Regions from separate parts of the Mus musculus genome. Here region 2 is linked to region 1. Evidence: chromatin loops called from intact Hi-C (ENCODE). Cell type or tissue: heart. All regions are shown on one strand. Links, peaks and the distances in the headings refer to the core of each region. The heading gives the core; the rest is flanking DNA. Region 1 has its middle 2.8 kb from the start of Smbd1. Region 2 holds the start of Lmln (leishmanolysin-like (metallopeptidase M8 family)).

The links. A loop is a pair of places that touch in the nucleus more often than their neighbours do. Peaks named below come from ENCODE experiments on the same cell type or tissue, not always from the same donor. Only the 100,000 strongest peaks of a DNase experiment are listed, where the experiment ranks them.
Region 2: it touches region 1 in a loop (2.9-fold over the local background); 1 of 42 quality-filtered maps calls a loop at or near these places.

The regions. Positions count from the first base shown.
Region 1 is chr16:32,810,552-32,815,927 of GRCm38, reverse strand. No RefSeq gene overlaps it. Among named protein-coding and RNA genes, the nearest start is that of Smbd1, 2.8 kb to the right of the region's middle. In heart, for the core only: CTCF peaks have their summits at 2,581 and 2,780 (motif pointing left); DNase peaks (open chromatin) are centred at 617, 1,257, 1,957 and 2,737; H3K4me3 peaks cover 1,492 bases; H3K27ac peaks cover 1,646 bases.
Region 2 is chr16:33,059,674-33,065,049 of GRCm38, reverse strand. It overlaps Rpl35a (ribosomal protein L35A), which reads right to left. Exons shown (of 5, transcript NM_001130485.1): 5 at 4,861-4,952. The coding sequence ends at 4,929. Lmln (leishmanolysin-like (metallopeptidase M8 family)) reads right to left here and starts at 2,529. Exons shown (of 17, transcript NM_172823.2): 1 at 2,316-2,529. The coding sequence starts at 2,501. In heart, for the core only: no CTCF peak of the experiment used is centred there; a DNase peak (open chromatin) is centred at 2,629; H3K4me3 peaks cover 1,965 bases; H3K27ac peaks cover 1,875 bases.

The DNA of each region.
Region 1 (5,376 bases), core at 107-5,106:
ACCATTCCGTTGTTTTATCAGGCCAGCTGCTTCAAGATGGTGGGGTACATGGCAAGACCAGTGAAGTTCCGTGAGCATGGGGTCCACTGTTGCTCCTCTTTGGCTGGGAAGTGAGTTCTTTGGTCAGAAGCAATGCTGTGTGGAATACCATGAGAGTGGACAAGGCATCCCATAAGTCCATGGACAGTGGCTCATATAGAAGTGTTACACGCAGGGAAGGAAAATTGGTAATCATAACAGGCAACTAATTCCAGTAAGGATAATGTATTGGCCTTTCCATGACAGAAGCAGTCAACGTTGTCAGCCTGGTGTCTGGTCTATATAGAGAGTTCCAGGACAAAGAGACTCTGTCTCAAAAAAAAAAAAAAAAAAAAAAAAGTGGGGGTGGGGAGTGGGGCTATAATACACGGAGCCAGTGAGTTTTGGAGTGCCTGCCCCTCACAGTTGCCCCCTCCTTATAAGTCTGAGAGATGGCTGCTATGTAGACTTGAGCCCTAGGGTCACATTCCTCACCTGCAGCTGGACTGAACTGGCAAACATGCCTTTCCCCTCCCCCACGACTCAACCCTGTCCTTTCTCCCCAGCCCCCTCCCGCCTGCTATGTCTCTTGAGGCTTAGCTGCTCAGCGGAGTCTCCTTTTTATAGACCAAGCTCAAGTTATCCAGGAATGCACAGGTCCTCCGTCCCAGGCACTCCCTCTGCTCACGTTACCAGAAGGTCACAGTTATGAGAGGCCACAGTGCTTTCCCCAAACTCTGACCATGTAAGTCACTTTTAAGAGACACAGGTCCTTTGCTGTTTTCTTCAGCTATAAAGAGCCCACACTCTAGAACCTCCACTTTCCGAGGCAATGGAAACGTGTCCCTTGTTGCAAAGGGTCAGCTGGTCGTTAAAACAAAACGAAATGAAACGCAAGCCTCTCACTTCCACCCGCCAGCTTGGTTTTACATTTTTTAATTATCTTTTTCATTGGGGGGGGGAGGGGGGAGGGCTGTGCCACTGTGCATATGTGAAGCTCAGAGGACAACTTGCAGGAGTTGGTTCTCTGCTTCCACCGTATGGGGGTCCCGGCTCGTTTGATAAAGCTCTGTCTCTCTGGAAGTCCTCAGTGCTGTAAGATCAGGGAGCTGGTACTGTTCCCTCGCTGCAGTGATTTCCACGCATGCGCGAGCCTCCTTCACCTGCCGCTGCCAAGGGGCGCCCAGCCACACCCAGCGTTCAAGGCGGTGAAGGTGGCCACTCTGAAAAGATCTTTCACCTCAATCCCTGTGACCTGAAGTCCAGCTCCTTGCACACCGCCCAGTCAGTTCCTGCCATTCCATCCCACTTCCCCATGTCTACGCTATCCCTGGTGACATCTTCTGGAACTTCCCAATTTCACTTTCCGTGCTGCGGAAGGACGCTCACAGATGTGGAATAATCTCTTTTTAAATCATGGTCTCTCACATTAGGTTTCAGGCCAAAGCTACTGTCTACTGTCTCTAGAAGGTTCACTTTTCTGTTCTTTTAAAAAGATTCCTTTTTATTATTTTAAAGTATGTGTGCACTCTGTGAGGGGTGGGAAGCAATATGCACGCGTGTGTGCCAGTGGCAGAGGCATAGCATCCTTTAAAGCTACAGTTACTAGTAGTTTGAGTACCATTGTGGGCACTGGGACCAAACAGGAGCCAAATGCAATTTTAAATGCTGAGCTGTCTCTCCAGTCCCCCACTTTTCCATTCTTAACAGGGACCACCCCAAACCTTTCCTAACTGCCACTCCACGGATCCTTTCATTTACCCCACATCACAAAGAAATGGTGGCATCCAGAACAGATGCCCTCCTCACTCTGCCAGAGCTCCTCTGTGCCAGGCCACATCTCTATTCTTCTACCTTGTCGCTAAATTGCAGGGGCTAGGATGCAGAAGCCTCTGTGGATTGTGCTAAAAAGCCAAATAGACTGGAAGGCGACCCCACCCAGCCAGCTGGGTGTGGTGGTGCAATTTGTAATCCCAGCACCCCAGAGGCTGAGACTAGATTCTGAGTTCCAGGCCAGCACAAACTACATAGCCAGACCCTATTTTATAAACAAACAAATAAACCAAACAAAAATATTCCATAGACCAATGTGCACAGAAAATGAAGTGCTCTCCTGGGAGAATTTGGCTTCATCTCTTGTGGCCATTTCTTGTGTGTTTAACTTCTCACCGAGAGTAGAGGCACTAATAATAAAGTGTTGACACGTTTTTTTTTTCCATTTTAAAAATCCAGACTGGGGCTAGAGAGATGGTTCCACAGTTAAGAGCGTTCACTGTTCTTGAAGAGGACCTGAGGTCAGTTCCCAACACACACGTGGCAGCTCAAAATTACTCTAACTCCAGTTCGGGGAATCTATCGCCCTCTTCCGGCCCCTACAGGCCCTGCATATGTGGGATGCACATACATTCAGCCACCAAACATTTATTAATTAAAAGTCGGAATAAATAAATATTTTAAAAATATTTATCTCTTAAGTTTACTTTCCTCCAAGTTATTTCCTCTTTAATGGCCAAACACCTCCAAAACAATGACTGCACGTTCTGCCAACTTCTGAACATCTGCTACCCTCAATTAAGCCAAATACTACTTCCTTCCTATTCCCACTTCCTTAGAAATACGTAGGCCCGAGGGTCCCTGTGCCATCTGGAGGGGTAACCCGAGTGGACTCTTCGCAGTGTGGCCCTTCTGGATGCCTGAGAAATATTTGAAGTAGCGATGCAGCAAGCAGTTTCTCTTAGAGAGGAAGGACACTGTCCTGTGCTGGTGGCGCCATCTGCTGGTATTGCAGATGTTATACCCAACTTGTTTTCTCTCTCTTCCTCCCCTTGGGCTCTCAAGGGAGGCATCCCCGCAAGATGGGTGAAGAGATAGTCAAATCATCTAGACAAGCCACACCTAAGTCTTTGCTTCTACTACATGGAAACACCCCCCCCTCCCCGTTGAAGTCATCAGGGCGACACCCATAGACCTCTGAGAGAAGAAAAAAAAAATCCCCTTCTAGGGCTGGAAAGATGGCTCAGGGGTTAAGAGCACTGACTGCTCTTTCAGAGGTCCAGAGTTCAAATCCCAGCAACCACATGGTGGCTCACAACCACCTGTAATGGGATCTGATGCCTTCTTCTGGTGTGTCTGAAGACAGCTACAGTGCACTTATATACATAAAATAAAATAAATCTTTAAAAAAATTTCCCTTCTAGCCAGGCAGTGGTGGTGCACACCTTTAATCCCAGAACTAGTGGAGGCAAGACACCAGAGGCAGCCAGATCTCTGTGAGTTCAAAGCTAGCCTGGTCTACAGAGTGAGTTCTAGGACAGCCAGGGCTACATACACAGAGAAACCTCGTCTTTAAAAGGAAAAAAAGTGTCTCTTCATGTAACCCAACCCAAGGCCCTGAGAAGTCGATGAGCTCACTGGAATATGAGTATTATGCCTGCAGCTCCCATTATACTTAAGCCGCATGCTTTCTCCCCAATAGTAGGACTAAAGGAAAGCTGTCCACTCTCAACACTTTAACTCATCACAGTGAAACAAGTTCTAGCCACTCTAAAAAGGTGGGAAAAGGAAATGAGATAGATCTGTGTTTGCAGATGTCACGGTTATGTAGAAAGTCCCAAGGAATTTGTTTCTAAAAACAAATCTAGAATAATGGAGTGAGCCCTGCTGACACATGGTGTATGACTTTGACCTCTGGGGCTGTGAGAAGACAGATCTCTTCTATTTTATTAGCTAGTTTAGAGAGCGGGTCTCGCTAAATCATAGCCTTCTTGGCCACTGGCTCCCTGAGAGCCAGTTTTCCATCCCAGCTTCTGCACTTTTAAAGATTATTATTATACCATTATGCTTCCAGCTACACATTGCAGGAACCCTACCAAGACACCAGACAAAAGACAGTTTGTTTTCCTAACATTTCAAGAGCCCCAGGGGAAGCACACCAATTGATGCCTCTGGTTTGCTTACATAGTGATTCCTTTGCGGCCCAGGCTCCTTCCATCCTTCTGTCCTGTCAGGCTCAGCATACCGCCATTTGCTTTATCTGCATGTCTTTACCTGGTGATTGTTGTTGCCACATAAACAAACAAAAAAATCTAATAAAGGTAGGAAGGGGCAGGTGAGGACACTCAGAGGATAAAGTGCTCACTTTGTGAGCCTAACAACCTGAGTTTGAGCCTCAGAACCCATGATGGAAGGAGCGAGCTGATTCTCAAAACTAGTCTTTTGGCATCCAAATGCGTGTGTGTATGCGTGCCCCCTCCCCTATGATAGCTAAAATATAAATTTAAAAAGCATAAGTAAAAATGCCAGAGAGAAATGGGGTGTTATATCAGAGTTCTCTAGAGAAACAGAACTGGTAGAATTTATGTATATTAAAATGGGATCTATTAAAATGGCACACAGGCTCTGGTCTGGCTAGTCCAGCATTGGCTGTTGCCTGATGGAAAGGCCAAGAATCCGGCAGTTGTTCCATCCATGAGGCTGGCTGTCTCAGCTGGTCTTCACCCTGTGATGGGGTCCCAAAGAAGTGGGCTCTAATAGAGAAAGAATGTCTCAGCAGCAGGATAGATGAACTTGCCAGCAAGAATGAGGGTAGGCAGGCAAAAAACCAAACCAAACCAAAAACCCCAAACCCCTGCTTTGTCCGTGATCTTTTCCGAGGGCTGCTGCCAGGTGTGGCCCAGATTTAGGGTGAGTGTTTTCACCAGCTTCCAGTGGAAGGTCACAGGGTGGGGTTAGGAGTGGCTATTCTCTGTCTTAGGCACCCACCATCCCTTCAAAAGCAGAGCCTCTGATGCATTCAGGGATTGATTAGAACCTGTTTGGGCCAAAGACGTAACCAATTTCAAATCATAGTCATTTCTGAATGCCCAACAGAGTCGATTCTTTGCATTTTTAAATAGGAGCTAAGGGAAAATTTCTTTATCCCTTAACCTTGAGATGACTTTGCCTCAACCTTCAGCTTTATGTCAGAACTGTAACAGTTCTGCCAGGCGCAGGGTCTCTGCAAGGGAACTGAGGTGCCCCGCTCATTGCTGTAGCTGATGGGACCACTCTTACTATATCTCTCATTTTGATTGGGACAGCACTGGACAGGGAGCTGGGGGACCAGCGCTGTCACCTCAGCTCTCCATATTAAACTGTGTGAGTCCAAAGTATCCTTTGTCTTCCCAGGCCTCAGTGTCCTTGTCTATAAAATGGGAAGGTCAGATACGCACGGAGGCCCTCTGCCACTTTGGCATTTCAGATTCTTCCCAGAGCGTGGGTATAAAAAGATATAAAAATTACCTCTGTTTGGCTAAGTCAATCCCAGCAGCTGAAACACCTGTGCCACACAGCCACGGTGCCACCCCCTTGCCAATCACC
Region 2 (5,376 bases), core at 228-5,227, 250 kb before region 1:
AGTAGGCTATGCATAACTCATTCCTATAACTCTAACAGTGAATAATCGCTTCCTTCATTATTTTTCTTACATTTAATATTTCTGAATATTTATAGAACAAAAATGGGATCACTCATTTTGTAGAAAAATAGCTATGCTGCATGCTATTGATCTACAGTGTGTACTGTCCACTTTCGTCCCCTGGCAGACAGCCTGCCTGCAGTCTTCCTCCTCACAGGCAGGTGACAGCGCCCTCTGTCCACTTTCGTCCCCCGGCAGACAGCCTGCCTGCAGTCTTCCTCCTCATGGGCAGGCGACAGTGCCCTGTGGCTTTGGTTGTGCTCAGCTGCTGCTGTTACTTTACAATGCTGGAGGCTAACCCGGGGCTTTGGGGTCATACGTTCTATCAGTGGACTACAGCCCCACGATGCATTCATTAAGTTGAGCGTATATTGGGTGTCTTCATATGCAAGGCACCGTGGCAGGTACTTGGATACATGTATGACATCTACATTGCCTTGAGGTAATGAAGACGGCTGAGTCCGGTAATTCCTAATAAACTGATTCAAGGTCACAAACAGAAGGCACGAAAGTCAACTTTAGAGGAACAGGTTAAGGAGAGATGTTGTGGAAAAGGGGCTATTTGAGAAAAGTTAAGAGAAACATAGCTTATTCCCTCTCTGACTTACATACGCACTAGACCACATACAGACTGCAGAATCCAGAGCACCAAACTCAGCACTAGCATACAAAAGTGGAACTGCTAGCTTCTAGGAATGGAATGGCAGCGTCATATAGATAATATATATTGTCAAATTTGGAAGAACTATTTAAAACCAGTTCCACTTGAAGCCAAATGTGGTAATCCACCCCTATAATACCAAGACTTGGGAAATGAAGGCAAGTAGAGGCTACAGAGTGAGTTCCATGCCAGCCCGGGCCTCAGGAGACCCTGATTCAGAAAACAAAACGACTAAAGAATACTAGTTGAAGGCACTAGAGGAGAAAAGACACAGCTTGCAAGGTCTGCTTTTGAAATACAGGAACGGTGCCTCTGACTTGTAAGGCCCCCTTTTCCCAGGGGTTTTGTGCAGGAGGCAGAACACAGAGCATTACGGGCTTAATGAGAACACATGTTCAGACCTTACAGTAGCACAAGGTAACGGGGAGAAAGACTGCGAGGGGGAGGCTCACAGTGGCCACTACCTAATGAAAACTTAACAGTTACGAGACCCAGCAGAAGAATGTGATGTGTGCTGAGGGAAGAGAGCAGGGAGCAGAAACCACCTCTTCAGCCCTGAATTGAAGCAACTCCCTTAATGCGACTGTCATGTGCTCACTGGGCTTACAGGGAAATGAGCGTATAATAAGGTGTCGAGGAAGGCTAGCAATAACAGAAAGAACCAAACGAGGGGGAGGGGTGTGTGTGTGTGTGTGTGTTAAAAGAACACCAACAAAACAAAAAGCTCACTGGAGAGGATAAACGATGAGCAGAGCCAGAAGTGATATCATACTTCTACAACCCCAGCACTCTGGAAACTGAGGCAGAAGGATCTCAAATTCCAGGCCAGCCTGAGCTACACAGTAAGTTCAAGGCCAGTCTGAACACTGCAAGGCAAGGCTGAAAGCTACGCGTAGCACAGAAGAGAACCTGGTTCAATGCCAGAATACAGATAAGGCCTCCAGACGAAATGGGAAGAACGCTCTACTGGGGAGGTTTTGGTAGGCAGATCTGAGTGAACCGAGACTACAAGAATTTATAAAGACTGAGAGAGAGTTGAGGTGAAAGGAGGTGCAGACTTTACAGAGCAGAGGGGATGGGATAAAGGCAGCAAAGCCATAACTAACTAGAAAACGAATCCTGAACTTTGGTCTCCTGAGTTTTCTCAGTAGTAGCCTTCCTACCAACAGCTCTGTCTGGTTCTCCCTTCAACTGTTTCTCAAGTCTTCGGATAAGAGGTTCTCGGTGTGGTGCTTAAGTAAGCAGCATCAGTATCTAGGAATCCGAATTGTGGGGATGCATGCCAGAGCTCCTGAGTCAGAAAGTGGGGGGAGCGGGGCGGCAATCTGTTCTAACAAGCGCTTCGATTATTCTGATGCTCGTCCAAGTTTGTGGTACTACTGGCTAAGCGGAACGGGAGGGGACAAGTGCCTAACTCAGCTGCTCTGCAGGCAGCAGGGGCTGACGGCGGGTCCCGCGGGTCCGGCGGGTCCTGCGGGTCGGGCGAGGGCTTTCTCCTGCAGAGCACCTGCAGTCCGCCATCCGGGACGCCACACCCTCCACGTTACTCCAGCCACTCCCTCGCCCGGCCCGTTCGCGCCCCGCTTCGCCCTACCTCAGTGTCCGAAAGGACGTGATGGCGACACGGAGGCGAAGTGCCCAGGGAGACGGGAGCAGCTCCGGCACCGGCCGGGAGCCCGCCCAGCACAAGCAGGACGCCTCGCACCCACAGGCAGCCGCCCCAGCGGCCTCGCGGCCCTGGTCCCGGGCCGCCCGCTCCTCCAGACCCAGCGGCCGCCATCTTCGGGCCGGCGTCGTTACCATGGAGTGCGACGCCTCCTCGCCGCCGCCCGCCCTCGCCGCGGACAGGTGGCGGGCCGTAAGCCGCCTCGCCATTGGCCGGCATTACGCCGGGTCCGGCGGAGGACGAGGGCAGCGGCGACCGCGGCGACGCGCGGAGCTGGCCAATGAGCGCCGCGGGGCAGCCCACGTGAACTGAGCTGTGGGAACCCTGGGCTAGCGGGGATTAGTGCAAAGCGGTCGGGCGTGCGGAGCGGCGCATTCAGAAGCTGCTGCTGCCACTTCATTCCGTAGCAGCTAAGCGCTCGGCCCACAGCTGGTCCTGTGAACCAGACCCTTCAGTCCACTCCAGCACCATCACGTAACTACCAAAGCTATTTGGACAGCCAACTAGGGTTATGGTACATATGTGACAGCTTGTCTACCCACTACACAGGGAAAGTTAGAGAGCCCCGAGCTACAAGGTTGAAGTCTGCGCAAAGGTCACTTGCCATAGCATGTGTAAGTCATTCCTTATACCTTAAAGGAGTCTCAACCTTTCTCTGCTTACCGCAAATACTTAATTCCCAACATTGGCTCAACTTTGTAAACATAACTATTCAGCTTCCAAAGCCCATCCCGCCTCTTTTTTGTTGTTGTTACTGGGTTTCTCTGTGTATCCCTGGCTGTCCTGGAACTCACTCTTGTAGACCAGGTTGGTCTCGAACTCAGAAATTTGCCTGCCTCTGCCTCCCAATTGCTGGGATTAAAGGCGTGTCACCACTGCTGGGCTTCCTAACTACTTTAAAGATGGAATTCTAGAAATTGTTTAAAGCAGCACTTATTGTCCATTCAATTTCAGTTCTCAAAATTGCAAACCCCACCTCAGTTTATGGTGATTTGTCAAGATAGATCTGACACCCTCTTCTGTATCTAAAGACTACAGTGTACTTACATATAAATCTTTTAAAAAAAAAAAATCCCGCCGGGCGTGGCAGTGTACTTACATATAAATCTTTTAAAAAAAAAAATCCCGCCGGGCGTGGTGGCGCACGCCTTTAATCTCAGCACTCGGGAGGCTGAGGTAGGTGGATTTCTGAGTTCAAGGCCAGCCTGGTCTACAGAGTGAGTTCCAGGACAGCCAGGGCTATACAGAGAAACCCTGTCTCGAAGAAAAAAAAAAAAAAAATCCCAGCGGAGTACCTAAGACCCCTGTGCCGCTCCTTTCAGACACCTAACCTTTCCAGTGGTCACTGCTGACCACATAACTGACACACAAGTAGCTTTTGGGGAAAACAATTTAGATTATAATAAATCCAAGACTGACACCCCTAAAAAGTAGTTTCCAATATTAAGTACATAGGAATCTAGTGAGCTAACCTAGTTGCTCTTTATTACTCCTTTGGAGACCACTCACAACCCAGCAAGGAACACTTTTCCAAAAGTACAACTTGCAATGCCAACTTCGCTTTGAACTAACCAACCTTTCTGGGAACTGCCTTGTGCCCTCTGATGCAGTTTTCCCCGCAATAGTTGCAGTACCATCATCTTGGTGGAAAGGACTCAACCATTTTTTGGGGTGTGGGGGTACCTCACTATAGACCAGGCTGGCCTTTAACTCAAGAGATTTGACCACCACTGCCTGGCCATTTCTTTAATAGCTCAGGCTCTGTAGCACAGTCCAGTCTAAATTGGTTAATAAAAGAACTTGTTAGCAACCTAAATATGCCTTATTTCCAGGATATCCTCAAACCTTCATGTGTTTGAGAGCCCTGCATACTTTTGTAAATATGCTATTATCAACCCTGCAGGTACTGAAACCAGCCATTTTCAAGGGCAGTTTTCCAAGGTAGAAATAAAATGCACTAGTCTGACCTTTTCAGGACATACTACTTTCACTTGACCAATCCCAAATCAGTCCCCAACACCACCATGCCATCCTACCCCCGTTTATCCAGACAAGCACCATTCAAATTCTTCCCAAGTCCCTCCTGAGTTCTGGATTTGTATGGGGAACAAGCATGCACTATTACCATGGTGCCTCACCTCACGCCCACAGCATGGCAGTGGTCAGTGTCTCAGTGAGATCCACCTCAGGCCTATGATGACTTGATGCTTCTTTCACTAAAAATCTAGAATGGAAATCACGCTCCTATAGGTTACTCATATAACCCAGCTCTGCTCCAGCATTAATTAACAGAAAACTTTTCCTGAGACAGGCTCTCACTATACAGTCCTGGCTGGCCTGGATGTGAGCATCTGCACTGAAGGTATATGTCACCTCACCCAGGAAAACTTTTTGTCTAATACTATTACATAGAAGTTCCTTGCACTCCAAAACTGCTATACAACTCCAAACACCTTAACAAAGAGAAACTCAATTTAGGACAGATGTGAAAAAAAAATACAAGAGCACAAATCTACTTTTATTTATTTACTCTCCATTAGTTTAAATCCGGGATGGGTACAGCATCTGGGGAAAAAGAAACAGAAACATTAGGTGAATAATAAATATCACATTACCGTATTACTCATCCCAAAATGCACCTGGTGGCTTTATCCTGATAGTAAGGAGGCATTTGCACAGCATCTGACCTTATGTAATACTCATTTTGTACATGGTCATCTACAGTGACACGTACATTCTTGAGATGGAACGGTCTCTCTCTCACTGACTGCCCCACAGATTCTCCCATTTCCCAAGGGCTCAAATTACAGACATGATACTGCTGTGCCTGTCTTTATGTGGCTGCTGGGGGAAAAAAACCTCAGTTTTTCCAACTGAGCCACCTCCCAGCCTCAGGAACCAGCACTTTTCCCCCCTGGTACCCAAGACCAAGGGTCATGAATGCTAACTATAATCAGGACTCCGAACTGACCTATGAACCCTAGCCCCA